4 separate regions of the Mus musculus genome follow, and regions 2, 3 and 4 are each linked to region 1. The links are chromatin contacts, found by POLR2A ChIA-PET in ENCODE. All regions are on one chromosome and are shown on one strand. Each heading gives the region's core, a stretch centred on a gene start or an enhancer-like site at or near the end of the contact. The rest is flanking DNA. Distances are from core to core; before and after follow the strand shown.

Region 1 (7,482 bases), core at 3,499-5,998:
CACTATTTACATCCAAGGATGTACAGTACAGCATTGTAGTGGGGAAGAGTTAGAAACTCTGTAAGCATGCAATAACAGGGGACAGAAGGGGAAATGATTATGGTTTGTCTGCATTACAGAATGCCAGGCAGAAACTTTTCGAATAAGACTGAATCATGGTCCCTGACAGATGTCCACATCCTGACCCCCAGAACCTGTGGATGTGACTGTATACCAAGACTCAGCAGGATATGAGCACCCCAAGCTGGGGAGGGCATCCTCTACCCTCTAATCACTATAATGCCTCCATACAGCTAAGGGGATGGTTCAGAGTTAGGACAATAAAAGCCAGGGTGTGGTTTTTGTTAGAAAGAAATCAAGGTGCCAAGGAATTACAGGCGGCTTCTATAAACAGAGGGAACTGGACCTCTCTGAGAGCCTTCAGAAAGACCCAGCTGTCAATACTGGCTCTGAGACTCACTTTGGACTTCTGACCTCTAGAATGATAAAACGGTTTATGCTAGTAACAGGAGAATGAGCTAATGAAGTATTAAAGAAATCAGTTCATGCACAGAATGGTCCCAGCTTTGCAGGTACACATCCCCTCAGTGAGACAGGGTCTTGCCTTGCTACACAGCCCTGGCTGTCCTGGATCTCGCTGTGTAGACCAGGATGGCCTCAAACTCAGCTCCACCTCCTTCTACCTCCTAAAGCTGGCAAGCTTTGACTTTTAAAGTCGCATCCATGCTACTGGAGAGATGACGCTGTGATTAGGAGCACTTGCTGTTCTTGTAGGACACAGGTTTGAGTCTCAGCACCCACATGGTGGTTCACAACCAACCCGAACTCAGGTTCAAGGGGATCCATCACTCTCTGCTTACCTCTGTAAGCACATCATGAATATGCATACATTAGGCAAAATACAGGTTAATCTATGAAGTTTCTGTATCTATGTACAAGGAAAAACCACACTAAAAGGTAACAAAACAGCGTAAGCGCTGCAGCAGGGTGGCCCCCTCCTCTCCACTTTATTACATTTCTTCACAGTTTACAAAGAGCGTTATTGTTTTTATAATTAGACAAATCACATTGTTTATCATTTTAAATAAATCCTTTAAAATAAATTTTTAACGAGGAGGTTACATTTTCTGGTAAGACAGCCGCACAAAAGATCAACTGTGAGCCAGGCATGATGGCGCACGCTTTTAAACCCAGCACTCAAGAGGCAGAGGCAGGAGGATCTCTGAGAGTTCAAGGCCAGCCTGGTCTACATAGTGAGTTCTAGGGCAATCAAAGTTACATAGTGAGACCCTGTCTCAAAAACAAAATAACAACAAAAATCAGCATGCCAGACTTACTGATTTTGGTATACAGTGATCTTAAGCTCTTCCTCTCTGAGTTGTTCCCACACATCTGTCTACAGTGACCTTCCTAGCTACAGGAGAACCTGAAGCACCTCATGGCCCCGTCCAGAAACTCCACAGGGACGCCACTCTACCTGCAGGGCCTCTTGAGGTTTTCCCTGGATCCACCAAGTAGTGATCAGACTTAACTCCCAGGCATCCTTGCAGAAGACCTGGTTATCTTCTATAAAAAGCATACCTACTAAAGAAGACCTTTCCACCCGTGGCTTCCCTGAGGGTGACTGCACTGCTCATATGGGGGGACTCAAGATGAGCCTGACATCAAATACTGCATGGGAAAGACACCTGCACCCCAGGGACAGATGCAACAGGTACAGTGTGACAGAGAGGAGAGTGAGCGTCAAGGGGCAACTAATATCTCTTTCAACTCTGAAATCCTTTTTACAGTGTGCACATTGTAAGAGAACACCACCAAGATTACACTTCTGAGCATAATTTAAATATATCTAAAGTTATTTGCTTGGATATAATTCTTAAATCTAATTCAGGTGAGAGGAAATGCCCATACCGCAGCCATCTAATTATGCTCCCATGCCCCACCTCTTCATGAGCGAGTTCACTGAAGTAACTCCTGTGAAGGCTGTTTAAGCCAGGAAAGGGCCCTATCCAATTTAATTAAACGTTGGCTGGAAAACGGTCTCTTTTGAAACTCAACTGCACATTTGGCTGTATTCCCACCATTTAACAGGCTAACAATTAAGCAGTGCCAGAAGGTACTCTCTTAAAATAAAGGTGTGTATGGAGGCCTCGATGAGCCAGTGATGTTCAGTATGTGTGACCGAGAAGCTGAGGTGTTTACTGTCTGTCCCTGCAGAGTCTGCTCTTGGTTCCTAGTCTCTGCATATCTAACAGGTACCAGCCAACCACAGACTGGGCCAAACTTCTTACTTTCCTCATTTTAGCTGAAATTCATTTCCTTATGAGGGGAAAATACTGTCAAGATTAATAGGAACATTGATTTAGTGGTTAAGAGCATTTACTGGTTTTCCAGAGAACCAGGGTTCTATTCCCAGTACCCAAAGCTCTGGTCTCCTCAGACAAGAGATGTGCAGACACATGCAGGCCAGCCCTTTATATACACAAGAGAAGTAAGTCAAACGGTCAATAGGACCGATCAGATAGCGCTATGGGTAAAGGCACTTGCTGTGCTGGCCTGATGATCTGAGTTTGACCCCTTGAACCCTCATAAAGGAAAGACAAGAGAACCGACTCCACAGTTGTCCTCTGCCCTCCACACGTGTGCACCTATATACATCATACATACGTGGACTTAGAAAACATATCAAACCAGACTGCACCACTAGGAAAAAAATCCACTCATCGGTCACCTCCTACAATACCTTTGGAAAGTCTAGATTCCTGAGCATTTCAGATCAATGGATGGGTTCTGATCCCATCTATACCACCCCCAAAGCAATCAAGAGTTGTTAATAAGAGGCTGGAGACATGGCTCAGTAGTTAAGAACACTGGCTGCTCTTCCAGAAGACCCAGGTTTGATCCCTTGCACCCATGTGGCAGCTTAGAACTGTCTGTAACTGCAGTTCCAGGGGACCCAACACCCTCACATACATATACAGGCAGGCAAAGCACCAATGAACATTGAAATGAACATAACTCACTTTAGGGAAAAAAAGAAATTGCTAATCATATACAACTTTCTCCTCAAAAGAAATCACTGAAGAGATTCCTTAGAGGAGCTGGGAAGATGATCCATGGAGCACGAGGACTTGAATTAAGTCCCCAAAACTCACACAGAAAGCTGAGGTAGACTGCCCCTGGGACACAGTGGCCCCTTAGTCTCACTCAATCAGAGGCTCCAGAATCACTGAGTCCCTGTCTCAAAAAAAAAAAAAAAAAAAATCAGGTGGAGTGTGATCAAGGAAGCGCGCGCACACACACACACACACACACACACACACACACACAGACTTCCCTTTTGGTCCTCCTAGTCCAAAGATTGCCGACCATCGGAGAGAGAACTGAGTCAGAGAATAAAGCATATGACAGCACCAAGAATGAACAAGATCTGACCAGAAAACATGCTCCTTCATTCCCGAGGGGCGAGGGGGAGGCCTGCCAACACCGCATCACTTTTTAGATAGTAACAGCAAATTGTTGGTTATAAGGGGTGTTTAGAGACTGCAGGAGAGTCCTAATGAGCAAAAGTGCAGGTTCCAGTAGCCACTTCACCCTTACACTCAAAACAAAAACAAAAACCAAAAAGTCCACAAAAAATTAGCTCTGTGGCCAAATGTGTCACATACTGCAAGATAAGACCTTGGCAAAAGGTATTCCACATGAATAGGGGTAACTGTGGGCTATTAAACAACGGACTATCATTCAGCCGTAAAAGATGAAATACTGACTTACGCTACAACCATAAAAAAAGGTACTGGTTTATGCAACAACATAGATGAATTCTGGAAACAAGACACCAAAGGCCACATGCGACTCTTGACCCACTATTCCCAAAAAGCAAACCTAAGGAGACAGGTCCATCGGTGACTAAAATAGCAGACTAAAAATCGGTTCTAACCACAGCAGGGTACCGGGAGTCTGGGGAGTGGTTCTCAAAGCGGGCTGTGGTGCCGACTGAACTGCTCCGCAAGATGACACAAAGTCACAGGGCGGGACCACTTAATACAAGTGACCCTGTGATACATAGGACACTTTATAGAAATCACGGTCTTGCGTTTAAAAAATAACGGTAAGTGGTGTGGCGCTGTACGTCTTTAATCCCAGCGCCAGGCAGAGACGTGAGGATCAGGAGTTCAAAGCCAGCTTGAGCTACTCAGACCTTGTCTTAAATATTAACTTTTTCCCCCCCCGACTAGTTTTGCAGATTTTTATGCTTTTCTCTGTCCGGCTTTTTCATTCGCCTCCAAACCTAGGGGTTGCTAGCGAGGCTGATCCCAGAATGAAATCTTCAAGTGCTCCTCCCGTCCCTTCAAAGCGCCACTCAAAAACACCTACAGCAAATGCGAGTCCGAGCCGCGATGTGCACTGAGCTGCAGCTCGGTTCCCCGGGGCTCGCGACCGCAGGGCCCTGCGGAGGCGAACGGCGCTTGCGCACCGCGGCGCGCAGGCGCAGGCCAGGCCGCCGCAGCCGCCGCCGCCGCTCCGGGCCAATTTCTGGGGAAGCAGCTGCGGTAGCCGGCGGCCCCCGCGCGGGCAGCGGACGGCTGAGCCTAGGGCGCGTCCGGCTCTCGGCCGCCGCCGGCAAACGTACCTGCGTCCGCCTCAGGCTCGGGGTCGGCGGACCCGGGAGAACGGCGGCTCCGCCGCGAACACGCCTCGGGTCTCCATTCGGGGGATGTTTACTCGCAAGTCTCGCGAGACCACGCCGCTGGGGCGTGGGGGGGTTACGACGGCCCGGCGTGCTCTGCGCGCCCGCGACCTGCGTGCGCGCTCCTGACGGCCCGGCACCGAGGCGAGAGGCTGTGCGGAGCTCTCGCGACATTTGCGGTCTTGGGGGAGGGGTCGGGAAGGGGCGGAGCCGAGGGCGAGGCCAAATCGCCCTCTCTGGGTATATATAGGGAACCCTGGTGGTTTAGGTTTCTCCAGGTTTCCTGGCCTGGAAACTCAGGAAGGGTGCGAGCACCTTTGCGCGGCTGAAGTGGGACGGCGCCTATCCAATCTATGTGTTCTCCTGAACTACTCCCATGGCCCCAGTTTATTACTGCTGCCAGGAGGGTGCATCAGCATCTTGAGAAACAGGACGTTTGTAACACCAACTATTTACCATTTGGAACAAACAGGATCAAGGTGAATTTCGTCTGGTAAAACGCACTTGAGCAATTTAGCCACCTGTAGAACGGGCCCATTCTCAGCCTTAGTACTGAGCTGGATCGATCACTCTTGGCCCTGGCACAACCTAAGTGTGCTCGGGGACTGTGACTGAAGCAAACAGGATGGAGGAGACAAACCCTGAGTCCTAGGCTCATAAGCTCACCTTGGCTGCCAAACCTGGTATGGAAACTGGGTTTTGCATTGGGACCTCCAGCCGAGCAAACTCAAGAAAAGGGGATCCGGACCCAGGATTTAGGTCAGGGTATGGAGGGGACCTTGTGCAGCACTCTTGTGTTTTCCCTCAGGTGTTCAGTCAGAAGAGTGCATGTAAGAGGGGACAGTACTCTTGTATAGGAGCCAAGTTTCCATCCCAGAACCTGCTCACTGTAACTTCAGCTTCGGAGGGATCAGGTTTTTGGCCTCTGAGGGCACCTGCACGCCTATACATAATCCTACACAGACATACAAACGAGATTTTAAAAGGGCGGTTCTGAGACAGTAGCCCCACACATTGAAAAGGATAGACCGCATTTATTCCCAGGTTCCAGAATCCTATGGATAACCCATCATTCCGGAAACTCGCTGTGGCAACCCCATTGCCTGCCCACTCTCTGCCCTGAGACTTGAATCTTGCTCTTGGCCTGATGTCTCCCTGCTGATTCGCCACACTCTCCCCAAGGTCTTCTGTCCTTCAGATGCCTGAAGCCCAGTAATTAGAAGACCCTTGCTGGCTCAGGAGAAGCTGGGAGCAATAAGTTGATGTCATAAAGGACCCATTAAGCCTGCATACAGTAGACTTTAGCTAAAGGAGTGCTCAGAGCTGAGTAGTGGACTAACCAGACTGTAGGAAAGAGATGGCTTTACCACAAATGTAATTAAAGTTTTGGTTTTCTGGGTTTCTGTTAAGATCACCACTGATTAGGGACAGGACAAATGGAGACACCCCCGGCCATTAGGAACACTCCCGTATCAAAGACCATGCCTCTGTTAGAAAGTTCAAAGCGGGTACTGGGTCACAACACCATTGAATCCCGGTCCTCATTAAGTCCAGGTTCTCGTATCAGGAAGAGCAATATTCTGCCAAGCGCACATGCTGACCCTGGCTAACAGCTGCCTAGGGGCTGTCTCAGAATAACTAGAGCAATTACTTTCCGTTGTAAATCTCCCACTTCAAACAACCAAACTTAGGAATTTTATCACCGTGGTTCTGTAGCGATGTGTGTTATATAGGGAGGACCTCAGTGTACAGAGGACCCGTGCAGTCACATACAAATGCTATTTCGTTTGATCCAGGGGACTTAAGCATCTGTAGATTTTGTTGATCATGGGGCTCCCAGAACTGCTCCCCTCAGACATCAAGGGATAACTCTGTAGTAACCATGTGACCACGGGGCTGCCAGAGGGAGGCTTGCTGTCACTGTCCACAAACACATCAAAACTCAAAGCACATAGGAGGCATGGTCAGTCCTGAGTCAGGGACTGTGCCAAGCTCACTGTGGGTAGAGAGGAGCAGAGGCTGAGGGCAGAGGTCATCAAGACTGAGGAACCATCACCAATCCTCCGGTTCCCAAACAGGGAGAGGTTTTACATCACGGAAGTAAGCAAAATGAAAATGGCTGATGGGGGCTAGAGAGGTTTAGTTCAGTGGTTAAGGGCACTTACTGCTCTTCCAGAAGACCTAATAAGTGCAGTTCCCAGAACTCCCTCAGGTAGCTCACGACCACCTGGAACTGCAGGGATCTCTGACTCTCTTCTGCACATGTGGCAGACACTCACATAGATGAATAAATACCAAAAAAAAATAGACCAATAAAAGGGGTCTGGAGAGATGATGACTCAGTAGTGAAGAACACAAGTTATTCTCATAGAGGACCCAGGTTTGATCCCCTCTGCCCACATGGTAGCTCATAGCCATCTGTACCTCTAGTTCCAACAGCACCTGCATGCATGTGGTGCATGCGTACAAGCTCCCACAGCCAAACATACATGCATGCATACATACATACATACATTCGTGCATACATACAATTAGCCTAAGAAACACACCTCAGAAGGAAAGAACTGATAAGGACTCCGTTCCTTCTCACTCTCTAAAGCCTACCACACCTGGCCTCTGTACCCCCTGTACAGTTGCAGCAGTTCCTGCTGAGCCGTCCCACCATATCCACACTCTCTAAAGCCTACCACACCTGGCCTCTGTACCCGCTGTACAGTTGCAGCAGTTCCTGCTGAGCCGTCCCTCCATATCCACACTCTCTAAAGCCTACCACACCTGGCCTCTGTACCCGC
Region 2 (6,526 bases), core at 2,242-4,741, 160 kb before region 1:
CAGTGTATACAAACCTCGCATACAAGCAAATACTCAGCATGGAGAGCCATGGGACAGATGAAGTCCTGGCTGGGTGAGGCAGGCCCTGGTTCAAGTTCTAACACAAACTGCAGTCTCAGTGTTGTCTAGGGATTCTGACTGTATCTGTTCACCCACTGGGAGCACTCGGGAAAGTCCCCGTTTCTCTCTGGGCTTGTGTTCCAGTCTCCATCCCATTGGAACACAACATAACAGGCCTCACTGTGAAAGGTTATCGTAACATTAAATGTGCAAGAACTGTAGGAGGCTCGCATCTAGCACATGCTGAAGTGGTTCACGTATGTACGTACATGTAGGTGCTTCGTGTGTGTAAATACAGAAAGGGCTCAACTGCTTTGTGCATTTGTCTCTTCATGGCTGCTCAAGTAAGTTACTGACAACTGTGACTGCAGAACAGAAGGCACCACCCCCTGTTTTAAAGTACTTTCCTTTTTTTTTTTAAGATTTATTTATTTATTATATGTAAGTACACTGTAGCTGTCTTCAGATGCACCAGAAGAGGGCATCAGATCCCATTACAGATGGTTGTGAGTCACCATGTGGTTGCTGGGATTAGAACTCAGGACCTTCGGAAGAGCAGTCAGTGCTCTTAACTGCTGAGCCATCTCTCCAGCCCCCTAAGGTCTTTTTAAAAACTGATAGTCGGGCTGGTGAGATGGCTCAGTGGGTAAGAGCACCCGACTGCTCTTCCGAAGGTCCAGAGTTCAAATCCCAGCAACCACATGGTGGCTCACAACCATCTGTAACAAGATCTGACGCCCTCTTCTGGAGTGTCTGAGGACAGCTACAGTGTACTTACATATAATAAATAAATAAATCTTAAAAAAAAAAAAAAGTTGTTTTAAAAAAAAAACTGATAGTCAAATTCTCTCTTGTCGCGCCCACCGCGGCCGGCAAGGAAGACACAACACTGTCGGATTCTTCTCAACAGCCTTTATTGCAGGAACTCCTCGATGCTGCTACGGGGACCCCGGGAGCCCAGGGAGGTCTGCTTATATACTCTCAGCCCCCAACCACTCATGGCAGGCCATGCCACCTCACCAGGCACGCAACTTCAGCCAATCAGGGTGGCAGGGGCATGTTTCCACCAAATATGGACTTTTTTCCACTGCCAGCATCATGGTGCACCTGTGCAGCTCTCACGATGGTCGTGGCTTATTTTCAGGTGTATGAGGAAGTCAGGTGCAAGTCATAAGACTTAGCTGCAGTCCCCGGGTGCCATCTTGGGACTGCTGCCACACCCGCTCCTCACACTTTCTGCTTTGGAGGCATCAAAATGCAAAGGAAGGGAGAGAGAGAGAGAGAGAGACAGACAGACAGACAGACAGACAGACTGGATGGGCTGGAGAGAGAGAGAGAACTTGGAAGCTAGCTCTGTGTGTTAGACTAGAGTGCCCGGCTGCTGAACAAGTGAACAGCGTGTATGCATAAAGGAACGTGGGGGGGGGGGACACACTCAGCAGGAAGAGTGGAGAGTAGGCTCGAGGGAGCACGCCTGAGTGTGTAAAAAGTGCTGTGTGGATCCTAGTGAGGTGTGACAGGAGCCACAGAAGCAGTGGGCCAGATAGAGGCTGAAATCGGTGACATTTGGATACTGCAGTGGAGGGCAGGGCAGGAGAGTTTTGGGGGTATTTTTGTTTTTCCGAGACAGGGTTTCTCTGTGTAGTCCCAGCTGTCCTGGAACCCACTCTGTAGACCAGGCTGGCCTGAACTCAGAAATCCACCTGCCTCTGCCTCCCAAGTGCTGGGATTAAAGGTGTGCGCCATCACACCCGGCTGGCAGGAGAGTTATAAGTCATGTGTTTGAGCTAGAAGAATAGACCTGGTGGCTTGCATTGTTCATGGTCCATAACCAGTGTCTGCTCTCGCATGATAGGCTGTTCCTGGATATCCTACCCACTATGGCAAACTCTTCCAAAAGGGCAGGTCCCAGCATCCACGGGCAGGCCTGAGGTGCTGTGGTACTAAAGACAGAGGCAGATGAAGAATGGAAGGGTACAGTTTATTGGAGAACTTACTCAAATGTATAGTCTTGGTAGACAGCAAAGCCAAACTGGATCCTACCACATGGGTCAGAAAGAGAGTCACAGACTCGAGTTAGGATAAAGTGACTTTCCCCCTAGCTGGAAGGCACGTGGTCCATCTTAAGTTCTTATCAAAGAGCCAGGTACAGGTTGGAGCCTGGATCCGGTTGTAAGGTCCCAGACGTCATTCTTGGGATTTGGTCTATCGATAGTTTGAAGAGAAACCATGCACCAAAAAATGAACTGTGGTTTCTCTAGGACAGTCACAACAGTCTGGATCCAAGATGACTGTCATCATATCAAGCTGAATCCATACAGAGCCTACTCTACCAGTCTGATTCCTTTTTGCAGTTATTTTAATGTGACTCCCTCCCTCAGATGGTAAACTGAAGGAGAATGAGCAGGGCTATTTCAAATGCAAGCCTAGGGTGGGCCTGGAACTCACCAAACAATTGAAAATCATTTCACTGAAAGAATGAATGAATGAATGAATGAATGAGGCCCAGCAAGGAAGCTGGTAGGGAAGAGATTCTTCCTATACCCATTTCCGGCATGACCAGACGGAAGCTCTAGGATGCAGCAGGAGGCATGGGCTGGGTCTCCAGCAGTTCTGTCTGGGTGGGATTCTTGACATGAGCCAGAGAGTACCTAGGGAGGGTCTGTTGGGAGAGACCCTGTTCTACTGTCCGCGGGTCGGGACAGGGTCAAAATGTCAAGTCAGAGAATTACTCTGAGAATTACATGCTTGGTGTGTACATGTGCATATACATTTCCTTGTACACACGTGTGGGGGTGCACGTATGTACATGTGTGGTTCTGGAAGCCAGAAGACACCTCGAGTGATGGCGCTACCCGCATACTTTTTGTTTGGTTGGTTTGGAGATAGGGTCTCTGGCTGACCTAGACTTACCTTGTTATCTGGACTGGCTGGCTCTTGTCCACCTCCCTGAGCTAGGACTACAAGCGTTTTCCCATGGGTTCTGGATATGAACTCAAGTTCTCAATCACTTTATCAAATGAGCCATCCCCATTCCTAGGAGACCTAGTCCAGCATGCAACCTTAAATTTCTCAGCTCCTCACCTACGCTAGATCCGAACCCTAGCACAGGAGGCTGCGTGCATAGCACGGTCCCGGGAAGAGCTGAGATGTCAAGCTCTCAGATCAAGAGAAGCGCGTGCGTAGTGGGGAAAGGGACTGAGGCGGTGACTCTCAGAACAGGTGTAAGGATGCAAGCCAAGAGGGCGAGTCAGGTGCCCCGGGGCTACCGGGTTCCGGGGACCTTTGGCTGCACTTGGCCTCCGGCCTGAGAAAGCCACCTCGCCCCTCCCCCGCCGTTCTACCCCCCGATTGGCCAATGTCTCCGTCCGCCGTCCGGCCTCGGCCAATGGGGCCGGCGAGAAACCGGAAGCCGGAGCCGGAAGCGAGGCAGAGGCCCGCTCTCCAGTGGCGTCTCCCGCTAGCAGCTGTCGCGGAGCTGTCATGCGAGGCCTCGGGCCAGGCTTGAGGGCTCGGCGCCTGCTCCCACTGCGGTCCCCGCCGCGGCCTCCGGGGCCCCGGGGACGTCGGCTGTGCGGCGGGCTCGCGGCCAGCGCCATGGACGAGCTGCTGCGGCGAGCCGTGCCCCCGACGCCGGCCTACGAGCTGCGCGAGAAGACGCCGGCGCCCGCCGAGGGCCAGTGCGCCGACTTCGTGAGCTTCTACGGCGGCCTGGCCGAGGCGTCCCAGCGCGCCGAGCTGCTCGGCCGCCTGGCTCAGGGCTTCGGCGTGGACCACGGCCAGGTGGCCGAGCAGAGCGCCGGGGTGCTGCAGCTGCGCCAGCAGGCGCGCGAGGCGGCCGTGCTGCTGCAGGCGGAGGACCGGTTGCGCTACGCGCTCGTGCCGCGGTATCGCGGCCTCTTCCATCACATCAGCAAGCTGGACGGCGGCGTGCGCTTCTTGGTGCAGCTGCGGGCCGATCTGCTGGAGGCGCAGGCCCTCAAGCTGGTGGAGGGGCCGCACGTCCGGGTAAGGCCCCGCCCGGGCCACCGCGACCCCGGGGCCGCCGCCCCCCGCCACCGCCCCGGGGCCCTGCCCACTTCCCACTCCCCACTCCCCAGACCCTTACCCATGCCCCTGCAGCCACCTCGCCGGCCTCAGATACCACGGTGCTTACTGCGTGGTTCGTAGCACTATCCTCGGGGGTCACTGTCGGGTGTGACACCCATTGCGCTTACTCCAAAATAGCTCTAGTTTTAACTGCGCTGTTCTTGAACAAGGATGGAACACGGCTTTGGGCAAAGTTTGGGCACCTCCCACGAACGTCCATCACCCTAACAGGTTACACGAAATGCACAAACATGGCCAAAAGTCAAGGTCACCACCGCCTGGGTCTCTAAAGCCTCCAGTCCTCTTTCTGCAATCTGACTTTGGACAAGAGATTTGATTCCAAACCCCCAGCCCCAGACGCAGTGATCCTAAGTTGACTTTTTAGTACCTGTGCTAGTCAGCAGCTTACCCAGCGATATCATGTAGCGTACAGATAACGGAGGTGTATATAGCTGAGACCCAAAGGATTGTCTAGCATAGCTGCCAGCCATTAATATTCAATAAAGAGGAGCATTGACCCTGAGTTCATACACAATGATATCACCATTTCAGAAGTCCCCAGTGTTCAAAGCCTCATCTGCTTTTTTCCTGACCTGCTTGAAACAGGCATGGCCATTTTTACTTCCATTCTGTCCTTTCGGTTGACACCTATCTCCTTTAGAGTGAAGGACATGACACGCTGAGGTGATGAGCTGTCCAAGACTTCAGATATACATCCCCTGATCCAGGCTCCTTTGCACTGCTATGTGCAGGTTTACAGACTTCTCATTTTGATTGCTTAACCCTTGGTGTAGTTAAGGGATTAATATGAGTCAGGGTCTCTCACTGAGACTTGAGACTCACCAGTTAGATTAGGTAAACTGCTCAGTAAGCCCCAGAAATATTCCTGTCCCATCTTCCCAATGCCAGCAAACAAAGTGTGTCACTAAATATAGTGGCCTTTCTTTTAAAGATTATATATACCAGTGTTCTGCTTGCCTGTATACAGATGCATGCAGTGCCTACCTAGGCCAGAAAAGTGTATCATATCCTCTGGAACTGGAATTACAGCCGGTTGAAAGCTGCCCTGTGGATGCTGGGACCCAAACCCAGTTCCTCTGCAAGACCAGTCAGTGCTCTTACTTTGAACAGTATCTCTGGCAACCTCCCACCCCACCCCCACCACTTTTAAATCACTAGTACCAGGGATCAAATTCAGGAAAGCTCCTAATTGACTGAGTTATTTCTTCAGCCCTGCACAGTCTCTTTTACAAGACAGACCATGTTTACAGCAGTTTTAGGATCACAGCAAACTGAAGTATAAGGTACAGACTACGCCCTACCCACAAGTCTCCTCTGCCTTATACAGGCACAGGCTCCCCATTATCAGCACAGCACACCCAGCAGGTGTCACTGTAGGTGTCCTGTGAGTTTAGTGTGCAGGTACCTGTGTTGACAAGGCCACTCAGGTGAGGACAGAAATACCAGTTTTGCTCACAAGGCTTTAAAGCTGACTGTGTAGTCCCTTAGGACCTTGTTTGTTTGAGACAGGGTTTCTCTATGTAGTCCTGGCTATCCTGGAACTTACTCTGTAAGCCAGGCAGGCCTCAAGCGGAGAGATCTTCCTGCCTCTGCCTCCTGAGTGCTGCATTAAAGGCGTGTACCACTGCTACCTAACTCCCAGGACCTTCTTAAATGCTGTGCTTTTTTTAGGAAGTATCTCAGTTTGCTTTCCTTTGCTGTGACAGAACATTCTGACCAAAGCAACTTAGGGAGAAAAGTGTTGACTTGGCTTCCATATTACAGACCATCATGGAGGAAGCCAAGGCAGGATCCTGGAGACAGGAACTGAGGCAGAGACCATGGAGGGATGCTGCTCACTGGCCTGCTCTGCTACCTTTGTTAATACTGCCCAGGCCCAACCTGCTAAGAGGTAGCACCACCCACAGTGGACTGGGCCCTCTCATGTCAGTCATCAGTCCAGAAAATGCTTCCCCCAGGCTGTCCTATAGAGGAGCGCCTCTGTGGAGTTTCCCTCTTCCAAAGTGTGTCACGTTGACAACTGAAGCTAAGTGGGACAGGAATGTGCTCACTGCTCAGTGTCCCCAGATCTCAGAGCTACCAGTAGACAGATTGCCTGACACCACACACACACACACACACACACACACACACACACACACACACGTGACCTTTGTGTTGTCTGGATACTTGGTTTCTGAGCATGCTCCCAAGGTCTCCCGTCATACGGGTTCATGTCTCTGTGTGTTGAACCCTAGGTGGTGCCATCACTTTAGAATAAATGTGACACATGGCAGCCCCCAAACACATGCTGGCTTCATGTGTTTCCCATGAAGTGACACAGTAGTAGAAGCTGTTCTGAGTGAGGAGATGAGTC
Region 3 (6,665 bases), core at 1,541-4,040, 150 kb before region 1:
GCCTATCCCTGGATTCACCAAGTGGCTGCTGGGCCTCCTGAATGTGCAGGGGAAGGAGCATGGGAGGAACGAACTATTCACAGACTCAGAGTGCCAAGAAATCTCAGCGGTTACCGGCAACCCTGTTCACGAGAGCCTCAAGGGGTTCCTGAGCAGTGGTGAGTGGGTGAAGTCAGAGAAGCTGACGCAGGCGCTGCAGGGGCCACTAATGAGGCTGTGTGCCTGGTACCTGTACGGTGAGAAGCACCGAGGCTACGCCCTCAACCCAGTGGCCAACTTCCATCTGCAGAATGGGGCTGTGATGTGGCGTATCAACTGGATGGCTGACAGCAGCCTCAAAGGCCTCACCAGCTCATGCGGCCTCATGGTCAACTACCGCTACTACCTGGAGGAGACAGGCCCCAACAGTATCTCCTACCTGGGCTCCAAGAACATCAAAGCTTCCGAGCAGATCCTCAGCCTGGTAGCCCAGTTCCAGAACAACAGCAAACTCTAGGGACAGCCTTCCCAAAGCTTGGGCCCCTTCTTAGAAAGGAGGCTGTGTTCTGATGGGCCAGGCTTACTTACCACAGAATCCTTTTCAGGGAGGCCACAGCGGTGCTGTCCTCTGACCTCAGCAGGCACTCAGGAGGCCACACCTTGGCTGTCACTGTGGTGGCCCACTCACTGCTAGGAGGCGGTGGCGGACTGGGTGCTGGGGTTCCGGGGATCCCACTGTGCTGCTCCCCCACAGCCTGTGCCTTCAGAAAGCTCTACAGATGCCACCACAGGCCACCCAGGACACAGCCCAGAGCACAGACCTTTTGGAGTATGAAGAGCTGACAGTCATGTTCTCTCTATTTGGGAGAGGACTAAGATCTGTACTGTGGCTAATACCGCAGCTTAAAGCTCAGACTAGAGAGAGTTTGTGCCGTGCACAGGGTGTGTTTGGCACCTCAGGGATGCTGCTGCTGCTTGAGGCCAGAGTTGGCTTACAGGGTTTAAATGAGATCCCAGTTCATAATGAACTGAACGGTAAAGAACAGATTTGTTCTGTAAGCATTAAACATGATTGTTCACTGTACACCTTTAAGTCTACTTCACTGTGTACTTTTCTTCAAGATTAGCGTCCCAGCAAGGCTCAGCTCTGCTCTGATGTGTTTGTGGTGTCATGTTCCCCAGCCAGCCCACCAGGGACAGTGGATGAAATCATAGGTGCAGGATAAAGAGCAGGGGAGAGGTGGATGTGGCTGTGTGTGGTTATGTATGTGTGTGTGTATATATGTGTGTGTGGCTGTGTGTGTGGCTATGTGTGTATGTATATGTGGCAGTGTGTGTCTCCGCATGTCCACACAGCTGTGAGAAGGGCTTGGCTACACTTGGGTTGCATTGGCAGGTATGCTTGTGACCTGGAGCACATGTAGTAAGTATATCCGTGTGTGCATCCACATTTGTACACGCACATCTGTGAGCATATCACACATCAGCAGGAACAGTGCTACTCTCGGTTGGACATGCTTGTCCCCTGTCTTTCCTGATAGCATCTTCTAGAACTTCCCAGGGTGGCCTCCCTAGGTTGACTGGACTCTATGATCCCAGGCTCAACCCTGGCCTAGGTAGAAATGTCAACAGAAAACAGCTTTCACCTCAAAGGCGAGAATTAAAGACTGTTTATACTTGAGCCAGATGTGTCTATGGCCCAAGGGACATGGCCTCAGGTTGCCCTGAATACACCACCGCCCTGAAAGTGTTCGTATGTGAATTTATTATAGAGCTAAGTCATAAAGCAACTTGCCAAACACACTCCAGCAATGCAGGAAACCTGATGAGAGTGGTCCGGGTGCTGAAACCATTCTTGCCTTCTTGATCAGTGGGAACTGGTAGTTATAAAGCATTTAGGGCAAGACAACAACTCCAGGCACCGAGGTTATCAGAACCTGCGTCTAGGACCTACCTAATAGAATCTGCTCCCACACATTGTCCCCTGACCTCCACATATGTGTCAGAGCACACACACAAATAAAAAATGAAAATGTAATGATATTTCTTAATACATGTTAAAGGTTTGGATAGTCACAAGGTTACTAGGTCAAACCTAGGAACTGCATTGAACATGCTGCAGTCAGATTAAAGGCAAGGACGGTTTGCCTCTGATCTGCGATGTTCCAGCTTTCCACAGTCAGGAGGTGCTGTTGCTCCGCATTGTTAAGTCTTTAGCACTGTGTGGCTATCTTGGTTTAGCTTCAGCTTACAGAAACACTCAGCCAAAGAGCAGGCCCTGCTGCAGCGGGCCCTTGGGAGCAGCTGGGAGTGGGGCATCTTCTCTGCATCTGCTCTGCAGGGCACCCTCATGCTGCCTAACTACTGTCTGCATCAGCTTGCTGACCACCCTTCACAGTGTGTCCCTCGAGCCCTTCCACCGTGTCCTCAACCTGCCGCCAGCCCTCCAGTCACTGCCCAAACCTCAGCTTCCCTTTGGTGTGTATTCTTCCGACCTGTTCACATCCCACCATGGCCCTAACCTTAACCTTGGAGGGCCCCGGGTGGAGCTCTGGTCCTTACTGAGACCTGTCACAGGAAGCTCTTGCTGATTCTAAAGCACTTCTCAGTAATCACACTTCCCTTCTTGGTCACTGGGCCACTTCCCACATCTGCAGACATTTTGTGGTGGAAAATGTCCACTTCCATCCTGAGTGATGTTCCTGGCGTGCCCCCCACCCCAGGGCTTTAGGGGATCTAAATGAAATGAGGGTTGGTGGGAAGACGGGGATGGAATGAACACAGCCCCTGTGGTAGACAGCTCTGGCCCCTTCCCAGGCTACCTGATCATAGTAGGTGCTGTCCTCCTCACCGCCACCAGGTGGCACTGCTGCGACTCGAGTGCCTTCTCCAAAGGGTGCGTAGGAGTGGGGTTTGGTTAGGAGCTTCTCCCTCGCCGGCGAAAACCATCTACCCAGACCCACATCGGCCCACACAGACCAACTCCAGGTTTCCAGAACACTGAGCTAGTGAGAGGCACAGAGCTGGAGAGGGATTCGGAGCTGGGGAGGGCGTGGAGCTCACAGGGACCGCAGAACTGTGGAAGAACAGAAACTAGGGGTTCATAGAGCTAGGGATACAGAGCTGGGGACATGGAGCTGCCACTCTCCCTCCTCCCAAAGCTCCTTGGCTCTCCCAGCGCTGGTCGGCTTTCCCAACAGTGGCTCTCTACGGGTTCAGAGGGTCCCTCCCCTCTCCCTTCCGTGGATCTCATTCAGGTTGACTGAACTGATGTTCAGGCCTGATCCAGGATCACAGACCCAAATCCAAACGCACTGGTGGCCAGGTGCCTGGCATCAGCCTTGGGTAGTCACTGTTAGAGTTTTCACATCACCTCTGAGCGTAAGGATTAAGTATTTCATGTCCTTGAATGTAATCCAAGACTGAAAACCAGGTGACTGAAAGCAATGGTATTAATAAGTTCTTGTTGCTTTTTCTCTCAGAAAAGGGTGAGGGGATAGAAAATTTGGCTCCATGGCTAAAGTGCCTGCCATGTAGACATGTGGACCTGAATTTGGACCCCCATGGCCCACATAAAAGTGAGGCCTGATGACACACACCTATAACCCTAGCACTGGGCAGGCAGAGACCCCAGGATTCCCTGTAGCTCACCAGTCAGCTGCCTATCCAGTCAGTAAGTTCAGAGAGACCTCAGAAGATAAGGTGGAGGGACAGTGAAAGATGCTCGTCAGCTTCTGGCCGCCACATGCACACATGATGTGTCACTGCACAGCTACAAGGGCAGCGTGAGTACACGCATTAGAAAACATACGAAGCATCGCACCAAGGTTGGCCAAGCCTGAGCAGCTCCCGCATTTTACAGTTTGTGAAACAAAGGCTAAAGCCAAGGTCGTGCTGCTGCCAACCGAGGCAGACCCCCGAGTGCTTCTGAGCAGGAGGCTTGGAGTGAATCCTAGGCTGGCTCAAGAGGAAATACACCTATGGCCAGCAGGACCCTTGGCAGAAGCCCAGAAGATACAGAGCAGAGCAGGGTGTCCCAGCTGTGTGCCTATGCTTTATCTCAGCCAGAGCTCACTGGCCTCCAAGGAGCCTTTGGACAAAGCCATGTCCACTATCTGTGAATCTTGCAACCTGTGGATATACGTCACAGTGCAGCCCAGGTTTGCAGCTTTGTGGTTTTAAGGGAGAGAGACTAGAATGTATTTTATTTGAATTCTGCCGTGGGTCCTGTTGCATTAATTTTCCAGGGAATCTTTTGTTTTGTTTTGTTTTGTTTTGAATAGATCAGGAGCAAGACTTTTCAGAGCGATTCATATCTTCCATTTGCTTCCGTGATTGGTGTGCTTTGTCCTTTATGTATTTTTCCATCTATGCATGTGTGGGGACACTCAGATGCCATGGCATTTGTGAGGTCAGAGGACAACTTGCAGAAGTCACTTGTCTCCTTCTATGTGGCTCCCAGGGATAGAAACCAGGCGGCGAGCCTCGGCTGAGCCATCCTGTGAGCCCTGATCTGCTTGCTTGCTGCCTACCCTTCTATGCACATTTTCCAGCACATCCTAGCTGGGCCATGACCTCACCTACAGGAGAAATTTGTAGGAAGAAACATTACTTTTAACCTATTTAATGTCAGTTAGCCAGCGACAGGCTTCTATCAACTTGCGGTCAGTGTTCTTGAACGGTTTAACCTTGCTCTTTGAAATGTCCAATAGCTTTTGTGATAGAAAGAGCCCGTCTTTCCTGTGCTAGCCTTCCAATAAAATAGAGCTCAGATGCAGCTGGTCCTTCAATAACATCTAGAGCAGATGTTCATGTATTCCACATGAGATCTATCTATCTTGTATGCATACAAGAGCAGAGGTCATCCAGCTTAATATTCTTATCCTATGCGTGGTGTGAAACCTAGAGCTGCGTGGGCTGGATAGCCAAAGTAGTACTTGGTGTGGGGGTGAATGGGTTGTCTTCATCTTGATCTTCCCCAGGGAAGAACTAGTGAGAGGTCGTAACGGATACGTATTCAGGGGGAGAGCACACACACACAGGCTACTGAACAGTGTGCTCCTTAGATAGCAGGATTCAGATGAAGAAGAAAGCCAGTCTCATAAGAAAGCCATTTTTTTCCTAACCTCTAGATGAGAAAATCAGTGTCTTCTGCCATTAGAAAACGATGACAGCTTTTAAAAGGGTTTTAATGATAGTTTTAGTTACCAGGAGAGGATGCAGACAGAGCACAGGGGTAGCAGTCAGATCGGAGGACACCTGTGGAAGTCAGTTCAGGCCATCGGGTAGGTGAACTGTCTTCACCCACAGGGCCGGCTCACCAGCCTGTGCTCTGATGTCCCCCCAGGCCGGAGAGGACCAGACAGAATCCATCCACATCCAGCCTCACGGAGCACTGAGCTTGATGCTCTTCCTCTTGGGAGCACAGACGTGGAGTTACAGGAGACGGGGTGATCTGAGCGTTTATAGCACCCGAAGGACCACCGCAGCTCGGCACCACCTGGGTCCCCATCCCTCTTTCTTAGGCAGTACTTGGGCTGGTGCCTCGTGCCTCTCTGAGTTCTGTTGGCTCTGTTGTGAACTGAGTTCTTGCCTCGTTCACAGCTCCATCCCCAGAGAACAGTTACCCCCTGTCCGGGCTGAAAGACCAGAAGCCTGAGCAGCCCAAGTCAGCAGGCTTGACAAGTAGGGCCTGTGCTCCTTCATCCTGGTGTGCTCCTTCATCCTGGTGTGCTCCTTCATCCTGGTGTGCTCCTTCATCCTGGTGTGCTCCTTCATCCTGGTGTGCTCCTTCATCCTGGTGTGCTCCTTCATCCTGGTGTGCTCCTTCATCCTGGTGTGCTCCTGTTCCTGGCCTCACACCTCCAATGTACCCTAAGAACAGCTCCTTTGCTCACTGCAAATCTAAAGTGTTCTTGGGGGAAGCTTCAGCAGCAGCTGGAGACCCCAGGCTGCCATGCAGTGCAGTAGACCTGGGCCAGGTCAGCCTAGAGGCAGACACCACAGCAGCCTGGGGTCCCTGCCTGTGCCAGACTGTAGGGTAGAGTCATGGTGACATCCCCCTCTCTGGGGAGGTCCCATTAGAGTCCTGCAGATCCGAGCACCATCCATTGGCTCCAGTGCACTCCCAAGGTGGGTGACTCTCCAAATCCCCTTCCCTGAAATCCTGGAGGTAGCCTGCAGGCTGTCACATTGGAACCTCCTCTTCCCCACTCCTCCACCTGCTAGCTGGAGCCCAGGCACCTCAGAAAACACTATCAAACGGTCTTCCTCCTGAGCCACTGCTAGGCACAGCAGCCTGTTGTCCCCAGGTGCTGCCAGGGGTGCCCAGGCGCTCAGCTGGCACCTGTCCCCACCCCCTTACCCCCAGACTCCCCTGGCCTCAGGGAGGCTAAGGACCCCAAGACAGCAGAGCAGGAGAGTAGAGCCTCTCCCTGGCTTACCAAGGGGCAATGAGCTATGAGGCCACACGCAGCCCCAGCCTCTGAGGATACTTCCCCCCAGGCCCCTTCCCAACCATCCCCCACTAACAGCCCGCCACACTCCACTCTCCCTCCTCCCAGTCCTCCCTCCTCTCCCATCTGGTCCCCATTCTTCCCTCCCCTATCACTCCTCCTCTCTCTCCTCCCATCTTCTCTCCAGCACACCATCCTTCCTCCAGTCTCCTCTCCCCCAAATCATCTCTC
Region 4 (6,563 bases), core at 132-2,631, 210 kb before region 1:
GGGAAGGTCACAGACCTGGTCCCTTTTGAAGCTGGGCCTCAGCCTGGGTCTGGTGGACGCTGGAGTTCCCTGTTTCTCTCCTTTACTAAACTGTCTCCTGGCCTGTAGCCATCCATGTGCCTGTACAATTCACTGTAACGTAGGAACATGGAGAACTCTGGCCGGTGTTGGCTCTGCAGAGGGGATCAGCCACTCCTCCTGCCCTGTCTAGAGTCTTCCTTAAGCTGCCCAACTCCCTATAACAGCCCCAAGGTAGGGTGGAACAATCGGACCTTATATCCTAACGCCGCGTACCTTCACTGGTTTGCTAGACTCAGAGACACCCCCACTCCAGTCCATAAATGTAAAGAATTGGATCTGTCTTAGTTAGGACATCTATTGCTGTGAAGAGACACCATACCCACAACAACTCTCATAAAAGAAAATATTTAACTGGGGCTGGCTTACAGTTCAGAGGACTAGTCCACTATCATCATGACAGGAAGCATGGCATGTGCAGGCAGACATGGTGCTGGAAGAGGAGCTGAGAGTTCTACATCTGGATCCACACACAGCAGGACACTGGCCAGGCTTGAACTTCTGAAACCCCAAAGTCCGCCTCCTAGTGACACACCTCCTCCAACAAGGTCACACCTACTCCAACAAGGCCAAACCTCCTAATAGGGCCAGTCCCTATGGGCCTATGGGGCCATTTGTATTCAAATGACCACGATATTCTATCCCAGCCTCCTCCACTGCCTGCACTGTGTTTTGTCTGTGTGAGGTTGTTGGGTCTCCTAGATTTGGAGTTGTGAGCTACCCTGTGGGTGCTGGGAATAGAACCCGGGTCCTCTGGAAGAGCAGTGAGTGCTCTTAACCGCTGAGCCATCTCTCCAGCCCCCTAATGTTTTTTAGTAGTAACAGAACACTTTCTTATTTTGTGTGTATGTTTATGTGTGTATGCATGCATGTCACAGCAGTGCACACACAATTTGTGGGAATCGAGTTTCTGCTTCCAACATGTGGATCACAGAGATTGAACTCACAGTGTCAGACTTTGAAGCAAGCTCGTCACCGGCTTCGCCTTGCAAGGCCTGAGTGCCTAACTACATCCATGGAAGAAGCCAACGCTAATCCCCACAATTTTGGTCCATTTCCGGCGTTTTCTCCTCCTCTTCCTCTCGGTTCAGCCTTCAGGGTGGAACTGGGCGGAAGATGAAGGCGGAGCTAAGAACTGGGGGGCGTAGCTTATCCGCAGGCAGGACAATCTGAAGCCTCCTAGGACCTTCCGGTGCGTGGCAGAAACTACAACACCCACAATGCCTCGCGGTCCCGTGACCGTGTAGTCGCGAGAACTGTCGGCTTGTGGGCGTCTGCGCCGAGAAACCGAAGTGTAGGTGACGGTTCCGAGACATCGCCGCCAAGCTGGGCACCGGGGAGATGGCCGAGACGGACCCCAAGACCATGCAGGACATCACCTTGGTGGTAAGCGGCAGCCTCATATGGGCCTGGACACCCCGGGGCCGCTCTCGGCCCTGGCGTGGGGTGTGGCCAGCGGCCTCGGCCCGCGCACCTGCGGGGCTCGCCCTCCGGTCGGCCCCGACCCGGACCCTCCGGACCTGACCCGCAGGGACACCGATCCGAGCTGGCAGGCCCTTGCTGAAGGCCTCACACTCCAGCCGGGAACCACCACCACCCCACCCCCCCTTCATGCCTGCGTCCTCGGCTCCCCAACGCCGGTCCCAGGAAGGGGGTCTCGGCATAGGTTGGGATCGGCTGACTTGTCCTGGTTTCTCTTAGGTGGAGACGCTCTTGCAGCAGATGCAAGACAAGTTTCAGATCATGTCAGACCAGATCATCGGAAGGAATATCCTTTTGATTTGGAGGCAGTTTCTTAACTGTGGGGGTGAGCGGGGTGGTTTACAAACAGATTTCAGTTAGTCATTTAGAAATTGCCTTTTTTTTTACAAAGGGTTTATTATTTTTAATTATATGTATAAGGGGGTACTGGGAGTGACTGAGACCAGAGGCGTTGGATCCCCTGGAGCTGGAGTAACAGGCGGTTGTGAACTGCCCAGTACACTCGTGCCCTCTGCAGGAGCCTCGCGTGCTCTTAACGGCCGAGCCTTTTCCCCGTCCCCACTTAGAAGTGTCTTTCCTGATCTTGGCTATATTGTGTTCCCGTGGAGGACTGTGCCAAGAGCCAGAGACACAGCGAGACCTACCCCAAGCCCTTGTTGGTGCCCCTCCAGAACACCAGTAAAGGGGTTTGCATGGTAACCGTTGTCTGGGAGTACTTCTAGAGTTGGAGGTGTAGGGAAGAAAACTCACCCCAGTCCCCCCGAACCCCGACCGCCAGGCTGTCACTGTAGCCAGATGAAACTGGGGAAGCAGCTGTTTAAACCAGTGGGCGGGGGCCTGGGGGGGAGAGGCCGAGGTGAGGTGATGCTGCCGTGCGGGCTCTTTAACTGTGCCACTAGATGACATGAGCAGTCGGATTGACGACCTGGAGAAGAATATCGCTGACCTCATGACCCAGGCTGGAGTAGAAGAACTGGACCCTGAAAACAAGATTCCTACTGCCCAGAAGAGTTGAAGGTGAGGGGGGGGGGTTACCTCAGCGTAAAACGCCCGTCAGTGCGACGGGGTGGGGGGGTGTCGTTGATCGGTTATCAGGAGACCTCTCTCCTCCCCACCGGTGAACTCCCAAGTTTTTGAAATACCACCCGAAGTGAGATCTGACGCCCTCTTCTGGTGAGTCTGTAGACAGCTACAGTGTACTTATCTATAATAATAAATCTTCAGGCCGACCTGAGCGAGCACAGGTCCTAAATTCAATTCCCAACAACCACGTGAAGGCTCACAACCATCTGTACAGCTACAGCGTACTCATATACGTAAAATAAATAAATCTTTAAAAAGAAAAGAAATGTTCCATGCCAAACTAGTTCCTTGGGTAGATTTCACATTTCCGAGTTGTATTACTTCAAACTTACTGTATCAGTGCCAGGCATGTGCCAATCTTTTTCCTCATAGCACGATGTCAGCTATGAAATTCCCACCTAATCCCAGCACTTGGGAGGCAGAGGCAGGCAGATTTCAGAGTTCGAGGCCAGCCTGGTCTACAAAGTGAGCTCCAGGACAGCCAGGGCTACACAGAGAAACCCAATCTCGAAAAACCAAAAAAAAAAAAAAAAAAAAAAAAAAAATGAGATTGATTTTTCCTTCCTTCCTTCCTTTCTTTCTTTCTTTCTTTATTTCTTTCTTTCATTCATGTACGCTGTCACTCTCTTCAGACACACCAGAAGAGGGCATCAGATCCCATTACAGATGGTTGTGAGCCACCGTGTGGTTTCTGGGATTTGAACTCAGGACCTCTGGAAGAGCAGTCAGTGCTCTTAACCTCTGAGCCAGCTCACCAGCCCTGAAATTGACTTTTGTTAAAAGACTTATTTACATATGAGTGTTTTACCTGCATATGTTCCTCATGCCATGGGAGGCCAGAAGAAGGCATCGGTTCTCCTGGAACTGGAGTTACAGGCAGCACTTGCCACCACATGGGTGCTGGGAACCAAACCTAGGTCCTCTCCAAGAGCAAAAGTGCTCTCAATTGATGAGCCTTGTCCGTCCCATGACGGTTTCATTTTAAGTACGTTAACAGTTTGTGTTGGGCCTCACTCGAACCCTAGGCCCTGCATGGACATACGTGGGACTCGGACACATGTCTATCCGGTAAGCTGCTCACTGAGGACCACTGGATGATGGCAGTTTGGGGCATGTGGTTTTGGTGCCCTGCCCTTACCACTGAAATAGCTCATTGCTTTGTTTTTGGAAATAGTGGAGAACTCAAGCCACCTTCATGAGCATAGATATCTTAAGTCCTAGAGATGTGCGTGTGTGTGATTTTTACTGTAAACTTGACGCCTTTACTCTAAAACCACCTACTGAGGTGAATTTCTTCTTGTAGCCTGCACCTGTGCTTGTTGGGGGAGAGGCACTTTTTTGTTTTTTTCTTGAGACGTAATCTTATGCAACCCTGCCTTGTTGGCCTAGAACTTGCTGTATAGACCAGAACGGCCTCAGACTCAAAGAGCTCCACCTGCCTCTGCCTCTGCCTCTGCCTCAAGTGCTGGGATTAAAGGTGGGCCTCACTTTTACCATCTGCAGAGTCCTAATTTCTTAATGAAGTTTACCAAGGATTTAGTATGAGAATATCAAGATCATATATAATGGCTGATTCTTAGCCCCCATCTTATTTTCTGAGCGTGGGCTGGAACCAACTTTTCAGTGACTATAATAGAGGTTGGAATCCAAGAGACTCTTCGGGGCTGGGAAGGTCAGGTAGTGACCGACATGCTGGGCTGCCTCACCGTGAGTCATGTGCTATATTGCAGCCAGTCCTGTCCAGAGAGGAGCTGAAGTATACAGTGGGCCTTGGAGCTGCCAGGGAGCTCTGCTGCGTTACGGCAGGAAACTGAAAGATTGTAGGATTAAAGATGTTCACCGGATGGGTATATACAAAGAAGGAAATGGAAACAGGAAGTAGAGTCAGAACTCTGAATAAAGATGTCTAAATACGAGGCTAGAGACGTGGCTCAGCTCTTAGAGCCGTAAGCTCTTGTAGAGGACCCAAGATCGGTTCCCGGCTGTCCCGTGACGCTGCTCACCACTCTGCAACTCCACCTTCAAAGGCCTCCTCAAGGACTCGCACTCACCCGCACATACACACACAGGAATAAGGACTCACACTCACCCGCACATACTCACACAGGGATGCCAGACACATAAGCAGACTGCTTATTTACCATGGCATTTTGTAGACTAGTGTGCACGGAGAGTGGGGAATTGAGCAGATGACTCTGCTGGAGCTGATACTAATGGTCATTTTCTTCTCCCACAGGCTGCCGGTACTGAATCCAGAATGTTGTTGTCCCGAGCCAAGACAAAAACCAAGTGGCTTTCTGCAACTAACTCCTATGTGTGGACAGGTTTATAAACGTGCATTCTTATCACAGCCTGCATAGCCTAGAGTACCCCTACACCCCATCCCTCAAACTTGCTATCTTCACATCCTGGTCAGTTCTATTAATTATTAAACACTAAAATTTTGGCGGTTTCTGGATAAGATTGTCAAACGTTTTAGTGATTTTTTTCTGAGTTCCCCTCCCCACTGCTCCTCTGTGGTAGTTGCTGTGTGATAAAGTGGCAGAGTACTCGTGATCACGTGACCACAGCCCCTCCCCTGGCAGAAGCCGTTCGTGAGCCGTGAGTGTGTAGGGTTCTTTGATTTTCAGTGCAAAGTGACTGTTGAGCCGCCCGCCACTGGAGTGTCAGAAGTACTTCTCCAGATGGCCCAGGACATTTAATAGTTGTTTGTGCCGAAGCGTCTCTCAGAGTTTTGCATGAGATTCTAGTAGCGTTGGTAGGACCTGCCATGCTCATCCGGCAGGGTATCAGAGCCCAGTGACCCTGTCCTCCCTTCAAGCTACTGACTGAAAGGGAAGAGACCAAAAGACCCAAGTGAGCCCAGCCCTGTCAGCAAGGCTGAAAAATGCCCTTTGACTTGTGGGAGGTGCTGGTTTTTAAGAAATACTATTTTACTTGAACTATTTCTTGTCTAAATTCTTGCACAATGAGTTCTATTATTGATTAAAGAAGACAGATTTACATTCAGGATTCTGGTGTCTGGAGGCTTAGCCTCAAAGCCAGTTTTGATGACTTAGAAGGCAATCTATGTCACTGTCCCCACAAAGTGATTTCATACAATAAAAACCAAGAGTAATTAAACATTGAAGAATGGTGTGGTCCTTCCCAGAGGAAACCCTGGCCAAGTAGAGCGCTCTGCTTTCTCGATTGTGCCGCAGACAGCTTACGGACAACTTGTCCTGTTTCTAAAGTGACGGGGCAAGGGGAGAGCACCTGAAACTGTGTTGTTGGCCTTGCTCTCAAGTAGTAGGAATTCCTGTCATCAGCCAGTGAATGGCACTACAGGTTGAGCCCCTGGAGGTGCCACTTTGTCACACGGAGACAAACCAGCTGCAGCCTGCATGGGGGACGTTCTTGGTCTTATAAATGGAAACTCAGGAGCTGCGTGTCCTCAGAAGTCAGTGGGATGGTTCAGAAAGCAGTTTGCTGCCTTCTGGGCAGATTCTCCAACCAGAAACCCCATCATGATAAAGGTGCTAGAACTGCTGCTGGCATACCCTTGTGTCCAGGGGGCTTGTTACCTCAGTGTTCAGATGGACAAGGGGCTGCCATGTTAGATTCCAAACTGAAGCCTCGGGAAGCCAGGGGTCAGATCAGGAGAGGATGGCTGCCTGAGAGGGAGGAAGACTTCCCCAGGGGTCCTTGTCCCTGGAGGCCTCGTGGGAAGAAAGGTTTATGGTCCTGTTGGAGTTAGAAAGTTCCTCACAAGGACCTGAAGAGACTGTTCAGTGGTTAAGAGCACTGGCTGCTCCTCCAGAGGACCCGGGTTCAATTCCCAGCACCCACCTGGCAGCTCACAACCTTAACTCTAGGGGTCCAACACCCTCACACATCCATGCAGGCAAAACACCAATGCACATAAAAGCTCCTTGCTGCCA

Evidence for each region. ChIA-PET counts read pairs that join two places held with the same protein, here RNA polymerase II (POLR2A).
Region 2: POLR2A ChIA-PET joins it to region 1 with 14 read pairs in Patski. The contact joins the promoter of Mlycd here to the promoter of Mbtps1 in region 1. POLR2A ChIA-PET finds 5 or more read pairs at or near these places in 2 of 5 experiments (Patski and embryonic stem cell).
Region 3: POLR2A ChIA-PET joins it to region 1 with 15 read pairs in Patski. The contact joins the enhancer-like site here to the promoter of Mbtps1 in region 1. POLR2A ChIA-PET finds 5 or more read pairs at or near these places in 3 of 5 experiments (Patski and embryonic stem cell).
Region 4: POLR2A ChIA-PET joins it to region 1 with 17 read pairs in embryonic stem cell. The contact joins the promoter of Hsbp1 here to the promoter of Mbtps1 in region 1. POLR2A ChIA-PET finds 5 or more read pairs at or near these places in 3 of 5 experiments (Patski and embryonic stem cell).

Annotation. Positions count from the first base shown.
Region 1 is chr8:119,554,013-119,561,494 of GRCm38, forward strand. It overlaps Mbtps1 (membrane-bound transcription factor peptidase, site 1), which reads right to left and starts at 4,749. Exons shown (of 23, transcript NM_001167910.1): 1 at 4,634-4,749.
Region 2 is chr8:119,391,403-119,397,928 of GRCm38, forward strand. It overlaps Mlycd (malonyl-CoA decarboxylase), which reads left to right and starts at 3,492. Exons shown (of 5, transcript NM_019966.3): 1 at 3,492-4,068. The coding sequence starts at 3,544.
Region 3 is chr8:119,410,026-119,416,690 of GRCm38, forward strand. It overlaps Mlycd (malonyl-CoA decarboxylase), which reads left to right. Exons shown (of 5, transcript NM_019966.3): 5 at 1-1,077. The coding sequence ends at 496. It overlaps Gm32006 (a long non-coding RNA gene), which reads right to left. Exons shown (of 4, transcript XR_001778664.2): 4 at 5,079-5,853. Among named protein-coding and RNA genes, the nearest start is that of Gm46053, 5.9 kb to the left of the region's middle. Within about 2 kb of position 2,791, at least 1 of the 3 ENCODE cell types and tissues checked has a DNase peak (open chromatin) inside an H3K27ac peak, as active enhancers do.
Region 4 is chr8:119,343,157-119,349,719 of GRCm38, forward strand. Hsbp1 (heat shock factor binding protein 1) reads left to right here and starts at 1,382. Exons shown (of 4, transcript NM_024219.1): 1 at 1,382-1,464; 2 at 1,780-1,846; 3 at 2,457-2,577; 4 at 4,880-5,773. The coding sequence starts at 1,420. The coding sequence ends at 2,575.